Linked DNA regions of Mus musculus: region 2 is linked to region 1. A link is a contact called in ENCODE Hi-C or POLR2A ChIA-PET data. All regions are on one chromosome and are shown on one strand. Each heading gives the region's core, a stretch centred on a gene start or an enhancer-like site at or near the end of the contact. The rest is flanking DNA. Distances are from core to core; before and after follow the strand shown.

Region 1 (5,866 bases), core at 1,704-4,203:
GGTATAACATACTCTGGAGATAGGCTCGGGGCTGGAGCTGGCAGGCCTGATCTATGCAAAAACAAACTTCAGTCCACGGTCTCAGTCCAGGTGACAGCTTGCTTGGCAGCAGCCAGAGCCTCCTGTGCAAACGTGTCAAGAGACCATCAATCCCTTGATCACTGTGGAGATTTGGACTGCCTTCCAGCTGCTGGTGACATTCCCGAACAGTGTCTGTGGTGACAGGCAAGCAGGAGGAGACCCAGCTAGGACCCGACACTCACACCCTCCGCTGCCCTCCCCAGCAGCCTCCTGGGAGTGTCACAGCCTCTGGCCGATGACATCCAAATGTGTCAAATTGGTTGCTGCTGGCAAGGCTGGAGTTGGAATTTGAGCCAAGCTGTGACCCTTGGTTACAAGTCAACATGATGATTACTGGGCCTGATTATTTAATCAAACACAAATCTAGGTATTCTAGGAAGTGCTTTGTCGATGTCTTCATCCTCACTGAGTTCCCTGGTGGTGGGATAACTCCATCCCATACCTTAAATGGAGATTCTGCTTAAACCTGTGACAAGACAATTCCAACCTGGCCGGCCCCGCCCCACCCCGTCCTTTAGTTTTTGAATGCGATTCCTGCCAGCCAATCCCACACCAATATTTAGAAACATGTTGCCGAATAATGAGGATCAGTTCTGGCAAATGCACCATTTAGGAGGTTGTGTCATTGTACAAATATCGCAGTATGTACCTGTCTACATCTGGCTGCACACTCAGACTATACAGTACAGCCACCATCATGAGCACGGTCCATCAAAGACTAGATAGTTATTCGGTGGCTCATGCCATACACGCATCATATTGGATACTTTCGTGTCGTTGTGACTAAAAAGCTTGACAGAAACGACACAAGGGAAGAGGTGTTTATTTTAGCTCACAGTTTTGGTTCTCAATTACCCTATGTGCTTAGCCAGGATATCATGGAGGTGAAAATGTATGGGGTGGGTACTCTCCCATTGTGGTAGACTCAAGAAGCAAGGAGATAGGAACCAAAGGCCCCTGGTAGCCTCTTTCCACCAGGTAGACCCTGCTTCCTGAAGGTTCCACAGCCTCCCAAAACAGGGTAGCCAGCTAGGGGACAAGCAGTTCAAAACACAAGCCAGTAGGAGACATTTCAGATTCAAACCATAACCTGTCTATCCCCACACAGAGTCCTGGGTGACATACCACTGTCCTTCCTCTATGCCAAACCCCAGATCATCTGTCTTCAGGAGTTTGTGCCTGGTCTCTGCTTTGGAGTAAATGTTTATGCCCTAATTTCACATTGAGGGCTCACATTCCAAAACAAGAGTTCTCTGGGTAGAGCCTTTGATTTGGACTAGATGAGAGCAGGAGGGTAGAGTGCTCATAGTAGGAATAGCATCCTTATGAGAACAAGAAGAGATTAGATCTGGCTGTCTCCACCCCCCACCCCCAGGCACAAAGGAGAAGATGTGAGGACCCAAAGTAAACACAGGATGTCTCTCAGGAGATGCTCCATTTAGGCCAAGGTCACAAGGCCTGGAGGAACTGTGTCTGTAAGTCAGGATGATAAATCTCACCAAGCACTGAGACCCTAATCTGCCTGATACCCCTGCCTCCCAAGCTGTGTGAGAGAAAAATACCCACTGCTTTACACCCCCATGGTCTCCAGCACCTCATCTGTGGCCTGCGTAACATCAGCCAGAGCTGACAGGAAGAGTCTCAAGGATTCAAATGATATCAGCCAAGGGGGGAGCTGTGGGGGTCAGGAGGAGGGACATCTGACTCCACTGGCCAATCAGCGAAGGCTCAGAACTCAGGGAAGGATGAGATTCAGGAGTGCTGCAAAGGCTGGGACCACAGCCCAGACCCAGGTCCTGGCCTAGACCAAGGACATGAGAGTCTAGAACAGGGGCAAGAAGCACCAAAATTCCAAGAGAGTTCCAGCCAGCTTGGAACAAACCTAGAATTATGGGTTGAATCCATGCTTGAATTCTATGTTCCTCATACCATGCATAACAAGTCTATCCCAGCTTGACCCCCTATCCACTCAGAATACAGGAACTGCACTATGGGAGACCCTGTGAAGCAGTAACGAGCCTAGGTAGACCTCTTTCAGGAAGTTCTTGCTGAGAGGAGATGCTCCGAGAACCTGACGTGCTATATTCGGCTGCCAAGGTGGGGAGGAAGAACTAGCTATGGCTCTTACCTGCTTGGATGCTACCCACCACTCTGCCTGTGGCTGCCAGTGACCAGCTGCTCTGGAAGCAAAGTACAACTTCGAAGCCATTCACACATGCCCTACTCCACTGCATGTTCCACAGGACATAGATCCCAGCAGGAAGACCAAGTCAGAGCTGAGGTCACACCCGAGATCCTCTGCCTCTCAACACCTCTGAAGCAGAGACCCTTGGGAGCTGAGCACAGCCTACAGCATCTCTTTCCCAGTCCTTGGATTTCCTACCCTGATAGGATCCGCTTGTCTCCTGCTCTGGGTACTACAGCTAAGACCTTTTATCTCTGGATTCCAGGATAAAAGAATAACAGGAAAACTAGAAACTCGGGATCACCAGAAATTCACTGTTAGGCATATCCAGAAGCCCCCAGATATCTGGGAGGGTAGGTCACACTCCCTTACTTTCTCTATAACCTGTGCAGCCACCCAGAAAGCACACAGCGAGGCAGGGCGGGGTTCCTGACGCTGCCTCCAGCACAGCAGGCCCTGGATGATCCACTTCTATGAGTCTCTGATTCTCTTCGCCCAGCAGTGGAAACGAACACATTTACCATTCATGTGAGGACTGTGAAGCCCAGCACATTAAAAGTTGTCAAGGGACATTAATTCACCCATGGTCAGCCTCCTGTTGTCCCCTCCTGTCCCTCATCTGACCCTGCCCAGTTCCTTCCACTCCCTGACTGCTAGGCCCTTAGCCAGGAAGGGTTTAGCATCGGTTTGGCTCTGTCACCAGGCTCAGAGGGATATGGGACATACCAGAGTATGAAAAGAGGGCAGGTCTGAGGAAGTGACTCCAGACTGGGGGTGGGGTGGGAGTAAGACAGGGGTACAGCATATGCAAAGGCTCAGAGCCAGGAGAGTCCAGCTTTCCTTCCTGCTTCTCTAACTGCTGAAATGAGAAAACAGATTCCCCATGCCACTGGGGAGCCACAGCCTTGGAATGTCCCCTCAGGATGGGCTGGGGTCATTTGAATGGTCTCTATCTTTGTAAATAGCCCGGAGATAGGGTGGTGCTACAAGCATCATTTCTTCGCCAAGCTATTCCTGAGGGGAGAAGGGAGAGAGGAGAGGAAAGAAGGAAGAGGGTAGATGGGGGAGGGGGAGAGAGGGGGAGGGGGAGGGGGGGAGGACAGGGGGAGAGAGGGAGGGGAGGATGGGAGGGGGAGAGGAAGTGGAAGTGAGGATCCCAGAGAAACCTCCAAGCCAAGCCAGACATCCAAACCACAGGTCCCTAAAGAGGCCACCCTCAAAGAGAGGACATGGCTACAGGGAATAGCACCACCCTGTTTCTCACTCACAATTCACCCATCCCTCAGAGCCTACACAGAGCCTCCTCAAGCAGGGCACTTGTAGCTGACTTTAGCCGCGGGTGCCTCTCATCTCTGTTCCCAACCACCAACACTGCTGGCGGGCAGCTGCTTGAAGGCTTCTCACTCGAGGCCTCAATGCTTCACCGGACGCTGACTGGATAAAGCCACTGTTTGATTCCTTGTCCAAAGGGACAAGTGGCTCCAAACTGACAAGTCACTTCTGCTAAAGCAAGTGTGGGCAGAAGGGCAGGTGAGAAGGAAGTAGACAGAGCTAGGTATGTAGTTCAGTTGGTAGAATGCTTGCACAAAGCCATGGGTTCGATCCCCAGTGCCACCTACAACAGGCATGGTGGCCCAGATCTGCAATCCTAGCATGTGGAGTGGAGGTCGGAGGATCAGGAGCTCAATGGCACACTCAGCTATGTGATGAGTTTGAGGTGAGCCTTGGCTACATGCGACCAAGCCTTTAAGGGAGGGGGGGGGGAGCAGACTGAAGTGACACAGCTGCAAACAAGCTAGAGTTATCTGACAGGAGGGAACCTCAGTTGAGAAAATGCCTCCATGAGACCCGGCTGTAGGGCAGTTTCTAACTTAGTGAGTGATGGGGGAGTTAGCACTCTGGGTGGTGCTAACCCTGGGCTGCTGGTCCTGGGTTCTATAAGAAAGCAGGCTGAGCAAGCCGTGAGGAGCAAGCCAGTAAGCAGCACCCGTCCGTGGCCTCTGCATCAGCTCCTGCCTCTAGGCTTCTGCATCTAGACTCCTGCTCTGCTTGGGTTTCTCTCCTGGCTTCCTTGGATGATGAACAGTGATGTGGAGGTGTAAGGCAATTAAGCCCTTTCCTCTCCAACTTGCTTTGGTCATAGTGTTTATCATAGCAGTAGAAACCCTGACTAAGACAGCACCCATGTGAGCCGTTGCCTTGAACCCCACAGTGAAGCCTCTCTGCTCAGTAGCACCAGCTAGGAACAGAATCTCTAGCAACAGACCCAGGTTAGTGTCCCTCCATGCAGTATCTGGTGGGAAGATCTCCCATCCATAGGGTTTGGACCCAAGCCTAAAGCTTATGGAGGCTTTGAGTGTCTGACCTTTCCCACCAGCCCTATGAGTACACTCCACCAGGTAAAGTGTGGAGTAAGGCGCCGGGGTAAAAGGGTGCCTGAGGGCCCTCCCTCCACGTGCTGTCTGTGTATGGGGAGAACACACACACACATATGCAACATCAGTATACCATGTTGTTGTCCCTGTATTACCCAGAGAAGGCCACCCTTGATCCACCAGGACTGGTCCTGAGTCCTGATCTTCTCTGGAGATGCTAGAGACTGTGAGGAGAAAGAGCCCAGGGAGCCCCTGGGTGGAGCGTGACTGGAGCAGGGTGGACAGCCCTAAGGTATGATGACCAGGATAGCATACTAGGACCAGACGTAAGAGTGGGTCAGGAGTGGGCAGGGAGTCAGACAGAGGCTGCGGCTGGAGAGATCCCGGGATGTGACTGACAAAAACAGAGAAAGGTCAGGGAAGGCTGACGGGCCTGCAGTGGGGCGAATCAGAATGTCAGCACCAGCAGGACTCCTCGCTGCTCTCCACCTCCGCATCTGCAGGGGTGGGGGCACAAAAGCCTCATCCTCAGGTGCTCATGGCTGGTCCTGGAGATAAGGAGACTCTGCCAAGCAGGCAATAACAGCATGTGGCCCAGCCTGGGACTGCTGCCCTGAGGAGACCGAAACCCACCCTGTGTGGAGAACTGAGATGCACCCAGGGCTGTCTGCTGAGGGGGCACCTCAACCCACGAGGGAAGTCAAAGAGGCATGAACCCACTTATCTCTCTCCCAAAGACAGATTAGCTGTTCCTTAGAGTTCCCCGTGGTGTAGCTCTGAAGCATAGTCGCTGATTCACCAAGTCCTTCAGGTCCCAGGGCACAAGCCTGTGAGTCCTCTGCTTGCAGATTCCTCTCAGGCTAGACATGGCCCCAGAGACCTTGGGTAGGTGGATGGCCACTGTGTCCTTGCATTCCCTTGGGGTCAGCTGGCAGAGTCTCCCTCCTCTGTACATCCCTGTGCTCCTTTGGACTTTTGGAAATAAACACCAGGAAGTCTTGACAAAGTCACTCACCTTCCTGAGGCAAGCAGGCAAAAACCAGCTTAAGACAGTAGAGAGATGGGAAGGGCAGAAGAGATACCCCCATGAGGTGCTATGGTGCTGTGGTGAGGAGGAGAGCCAGCATCATGGAAAACAGCACAGCAATCCTGTGCTGAAATGGACAGGGTTTGCCATTGACCTCATGATCCCATGATCCCACTTGAGTGATGTGCATGGGAGAAG
Region 2 (5,866 bases), core at 2,156-4,655, 260 kb before region 1:
GCCTCAGTTTCCTCACTTGTACATACCCCTACCACACCCCACAAAGTCCTCGGCTCCCTCCAATCAAACTATTTTGCATTTTGAAGCAAGAGCAACTTCCCACTTCCTGCTCAGCAGTCTCTAAGGGAGAGACTGACAGCGCAGTTTCCTCTCAGTCCTCCCTCCAAACCTGCAACCCACCTGCCACAGGCGGCCAGCCTCCCAGGTACAGCCTCAAAACTCCCTTTCGTTTCTAGCAGAAGCTTCACTTGAAGGGCAAAGTCCACAGCTTGGATCTTTATGGCTAGTGCCCGGCATACAGTAGACTCTCTGGAAACATGTTATCAGGTCAATCTGCACATACAGTATGGGTTCACTGGCAACATAGTCTGTTAAATATTTATTTAAAGAGTTAAGAAAGCCCTACCATACAGGTCATGGAAGGCACTGTGGAGCAGGGCCTGGTGTCTGCCTTCTAACCGGGGTAACAGGATGGATACCACAGCTTGTGGACTGTACTATATCCATTCAAACTCCATGCAGAATCCCACCGTACCGTGACAAAGGGCAGCAGGTTAGGGTAGTGCAGTGGTTCAGAGCTAGGGCTTCAGTGTTTGGATTCTGCCTCTGCTGTTTACTAAGTTAGGCAAATAACTTAACTGTCCTAGTAACTTAACTGCCCTGCGTTGGGGATGCAGAGATGGCTCAGCGGTTAAGAGCACTGACTGCTCTCCCCAGAGGTCCTGAGCTCAATTCCCAGCAACCACGTGGTGGCTCACAACCATCTGTAATGGGATCCGATGCCCTCTTCTTCTGGTGTGTCTGAAGACAGCAACAGTGTACTCACATACATTAAAAACAAACTGTCCTGCATTTTGTTGTTTGTTTGGTTTTTTTCTCCAAATATAAGGAAAACTTCTGTCTTGCCCAGAGTATGAGACAGGGCTTGGGCAGTGAAGGTTTGCTGCTAAACTTGACAGCCTAGCTGCTATTTGTGCTCTGAGCCTCAGTTTCCTTACTATAAAAGAGAGCGACGTACACAGGCTCAGCTCCCAACAAACAAACTGCTTTGTATTTTGAAAGAAAAGAACTCTCTCATTTCCCACTCAGTACTCCACTGAGACTGCCCATCCCAGTTTTTTTTTTTTTTTTTTTAATCTGCCATTCCAAACCTACAACTCACTTCCCACTGGGAGAAAAGAGAGATGGATTCCTGCAAGTTATCCTCTGACCTACCAACACACACACACACACACACACACACACACACACACAATTTCAGTCAACTTCTGAAAGCAAATGACCAAAAACACAGTGGGTGACATGTCACAAGCTAAGTAAATTAGTTTGGTGAATGTTACGGAATGTTTCACCATCAGTCCTGACCCTTGACTCCAGCTACAATCCACTGCCACCCACTTCCTTATCCTGTGTGTGTGTGTGTGTGTGTGTGTGTGTGTGTGTTCAGTCTTGCCTTTTTTTTCTTTTTCAGCAGAGTGTAGCACACAAAGAAAGCTTAGTCACACAAGGAACAATTATCTAGAGGGAAGGTGGAAGGAAGGACAGTGAAAAGCTAACTTCTCTGGCAAGCATCTCGTCCACAGCCAGGCCACGCCTCCCAGAAAGAAGAGACCTTCACTGTCCTTCCTAGCATCTCTTTTGTTTGGCCTCCAGGATAAAGATGGCTGTAATTACACTCACAAAGTTAGGTAACAACAGTGGACCCAAGCCTCTAGTTGCACATTCTGATCTGGGCATCAAAGGTTGTTGGCGTTGCTTAATAAATCCCAGTGGCCTGGGGGTGGGGGATGCTTGCCCTCAACCCTGACTACCTGCATTCAACTTTAAGAACCCACATACATGGTAGCAGGAGAGAACAGACTCCCCAAAGATGTCCTTTGACATCCATATGTGCCAGGACACCCCAAACACAATACATGCATGGGATAAAAGTATGTCTATCACCTCTCAGTCTTTAGAAGGTAAAATAATATCTGTCCCATTAAATCTGAATTTAGGTAAATGAAAAGTCACTTTTAGCATCAATGCAGCCGCCGTGCAGCTTATTTGGAATAAAAAGATACAAAAAGACCTATTTGAAGTTTGAATTTAATGCAATAGCCCACATTTTATCTGGAAACTACCCAAGTACCCAAGGGCACAGAGGAAAAGATTAGTCTTTCACCTACCCCACAGCCAGCTGTCCAACTGGTATTCTAACCAGGCTCCTTGGAAACATCTCTCAACACCCAAGCAGAGCAGATGGGCAAAGTAGGAGCCTCTTCCTGAGCTTGGTCCAGTGCTTTGTGGGAGCACCCAACACTGGGCCAAGCCACTGCTAGAGCTTAAAATAGCGTTCCTCATTCATTTGAGCCTGCTTGGGCTCTAGTGCCAAGCCCAGGAGAGGATGATAATGGGAAAGTCGGGTTGTTTGGGGGAGAAAGGCTCCTAAGAAAAGCTCATCTGGCCCAGAGGGGAAGGGAGGCTATTACCAACTTCATGCGATTGTGAAGATCAAATAGGGAAACGGCCGAGGATACGCCTTGTAAATAAATCCCTGGTGATAGTTCATGATCAAGCCCTTTGAGTGGCTAGTTTAGCACAGGGCCTCACAACTGTCACACTGCCCAAGGAAGATGGATGGTGACAGAGGTATACCAACACAAGGCTAGCGCACCTAGACACTGTAGTAAGAAAAACCAGTGCTTTGCCACGAACTTACACATCCATCTTTCAAAAGGTCTCATCACAGCTGCACAAGGTGAGCGCCAGCGGGGGTCCATTTCCCAGAGGATGGTGAGAGTGGCCCGCAAGTGAGACCAGGCAGGGGAGTGTGTGTGTGTGTGGGGGGTCCCTCTGGTGCAGGACTGGGGCCCGAGGCCTACCTTCTGGGCCTGCTGGATCATCTGCCTGACCACCTGCTTCAGGTGCGGTGCCTTCTCTTCTTTGGGCGGGTGGGTGAAGAGCGTGACTCGGCTCACACCGCGGTAGAAGTTGGTGTCTGTCCACCCCAGGTCCAGTGGGGGCACTTCGGTGTCCGAGCGGTCTGGCCAGTAGGCCAGGGACTCAGTGGGCTGGGCCGGGACCTTGGCCTTGGCCTTAGCCTTGGCACGGGTGCTGGAGACTGCCTCCTCGTAGGGGCTCCAGGCGGCGCAGAGGGCCTGGCGCTCCTGGCTGGAGAGGAAGTCCCGCAGCCGCTCCTTCTTGACCAGTTCGCGGTAGGCCTGCTCGCCTCCACCCAGCAGCGCCTCCAGCGCGGCCCGCCGCCTCTCGCAGTAGTAGAAAGCTGCATGTGCCTCGGTCACCCTCTCGTTCACGTGCGCCTCGTCCAGGCAGCTCAGTTGGGACTCGGCCATGGCGCCCCAGCCCTGTCCCGGGGCCCCAGGCTCGGACCCTGCTGTCCCCACCGCCGCACCTGGAGCGCTCGAGGGGCGGGGCGCCTCACCTGGCCGCGAGGTCCGCCTCGGCCCGCCCAGCGATCGCCAGTCGGCCAATCGGCGCGGGCCCCGGTGCGGGCGCGGCCGTCGGGCGGAGAGGGACCGCCGCCTCTGCAGGGCTTGCGGGGACCTCACGGGCGGCTCAGCCGACGCCCTGCGTCTCTGGCCTACTTAGCCCGGCTGGGGTGCAGAGTGTCGGCGTGGAAGTGAAAGCCCGGCTGTGGTCAGAGGCACGTGCGGCCTTTGAGTCACGCCCGCCTCCCAGCTGCGACCCATCAGTGCAGGGAAGGTCGGCGACCTGACCCCTTTACGCCTCCAGCACCCTCGGGACTCAGCCCCGCGGGTACAGCCTCATCTTCCCGCAGGCAGGGCCCAGAGCACGTGTTCTAGTCCGGACGCCTGCGGAATTTAGTAGCATCCTGACCCACTCCGGCCTTCAGGGTCCAAGTGTGTGTGCTGTTGGGCTAGATCGTCGGACTGTGTAGGGGGCAGTCTGTGTGGGAAAGCAAAGATGCTAATGAAATCCCTAGTTCTCCCGCCCACGCGTCCCAGTTCTGAGATCAGAGGCCTCCAGGGGCTGTCAATTCAACACCAACACCGTCACTACAAAATTTTTTTCTCCTAAAAGAATCACCCAAATAGCAAAGATGTAAGCAGGAGGCAGTGGATTTGCCCCTCATTTTAATTTGAAGTGGTGTGTGCGTGTGTTTGGGCCTGATAGGCTGCCAGAGGCCTGATTACTATATTAGCGATTCAAAATACATGTTTGAGCCCAAGGAAGGAAGCTGAGCACAGACACGCGCGTGCACACCACCACCATCACCACCAGAGGATCTGCTGTTTCCCATTGGATTAAATACAATCTTCTTAGTCATTAACATATTATTTTGTTCGTGTGCTGCTGTACAATTTTGATTCTCCACATTCAAAATATTTTCAGATCATAGCAACCAAAGGTTCACATTTCTCTCATTTTGTAGCACAGCGACTTGGAGCTGGAAGGAGCTTTAGAAATGAGTCCAACCCCCTCATTTCACAAACGAGGAAATTGAGGCCTAGAAATAAATGCTTTTCTATATCTCCCGAGAAAGGAGCGGCTAAGCAAAGGAACTGCTATGCTCTCTGCGGTGAGGGAGGTCCTTTCCCAACATGTGGCCTCCTTTGCTTGTTCTTATAAAGAAACAGAGGTTATTGGGGTTATTAGGGGTGTGTATGAAGGAGTCAATAGGCATCTCTCTCTCTCTCTCTCTCCCTCTCTCTCTCTCCTTCCTTCTATCTCTCTCTCACTCCTTCCTTCTCTCTCTCTCTCTCACTCCTTCTCTCTCACTCCTTCCTTCTCTCTCTCTCTCTCTCTCTCTCTCTCACTCCTTCCTTCTCTCTCTCTCTCTCTCTCTCTCCCCCTCCCTCCCTCCCTCCTCTGTGCTTGGGATAAAACTCAGGGCTTTGGAAAATTAGGAAAGGGCTCTTTCATTGATCTATACCCCACAGCCCCGTTGATGGTCTGGAGAAATGAGTGTTTAGATTGTCTGCAGGGATTGGAGACATGGTTAAGAGCACTGGATGCTTCCCAAAGGACGTGGGCCTATATGGTGGCACACAACCATCAATAGCTCAAGTCCCAGAGCATCTCTGACACTCTCTTCTGTTCTCTTCAGGCACTTGCTATGCATATGGTACATAGACATAACTGCAAACAAAACATCCATACACATAACAATTTTTTTAAAAAATTAATAAAAAAGTAAACTGCAGGGTTTGTGACAATAGTCACTGCTGGCATTGGGGATGTCGAGTAACAGCAAACCTGCCTGTTCCCTCAAATGTTCTTCACCACTCATGAGAACCAGAAGGTTTCCCGCTGCTAGCACTCCACTCTAAAAGTACTATAGGCACAGTCTACCATTAGTTAGGAGAGCGCTTGCTTGCTTTGGAGGCCAGGCCCTCTGCTTAGGGAATACAGAGGCTCTTGAAGCAGTAAAGGGGAGGGTGAGACAGCCAAGGCTAATACAGCTGAGGAGGACAGCCCGAGTGTAGCAAATGTGCTTTAGTAACTGCGGACAAGCCAGATGTCATGCACCTGTCACCCAGCACCAGAGAAACTGAGATAGGAGGATGGTGAGTTAGAAGCCAGCCTGGGCAACACGACAAGGCCCTGTTTCAAAAAACAAACCACTACTGCCACAAAAGGCAATCGTACGCTTAGAGGGGAAACTGACTTAATGAGCACTTACTTGGTGCTGACTGTGTGCCTAGTACAATTCAGGCTCAGCATTTCATTTCATTTTATTTTATCTCTTGAGAGAGTCTCAGCTCAGGACCTCAAACACGCTGTAAGCAGAGGAGACTTGCCTTGAATTCCCGATCCTCCTGCCGCCACCTCCCAATTATTAGGATTACAGGCATCTGTCACCCTCCCAAGTTCAGTGTATATTTCCTAAGAGAATGAACCA

Evidence for each region. A loop is a pair of places that touch in the nucleus more often than their neighbours do. ChIA-PET counts read pairs that join two places held with the same protein, here RNA polymerase II (POLR2A).
Region 2: a loop to region 1 is called in a map of adrenal gland, with 2.1 times the contacts of the local background. The contact joins the promoter of Fam83f here to the enhancer-like site in region 1. A Hi-C loop is called at or near these places in 1 of 37 maps with a recorded cell type or tissue (adrenal gland). POLR2A ChIA-PET finds 5 or more read pairs at or near these places in 1 of 5 experiments (embryonic stem cell).

The regions. Positions count from the first base shown.
Region 1 is chr15:80,405,203-80,411,068 of GRCm38, reverse strand. No RefSeq gene overlaps it. Among named protein-coding and RNA genes, the nearest start is that of Gm41363, 7.5 kb to the right of the region's middle. Within about 2 kb of position 2,953, at least 1 of the 3 ENCODE cell types and tissues checked has a DNase peak (open chromatin) inside an H3K27ac peak, as active enhancers do.
Region 2 is chr15:80,669,386-80,675,251 of GRCm38, reverse strand. It overlaps Fam83f (family with sequence similarity 83, member F), which reads right to left and starts at 3,405. Exons shown (of 5, transcript NM_145986.2): 1 at 2,865-3,405. The coding sequence starts at 3,335.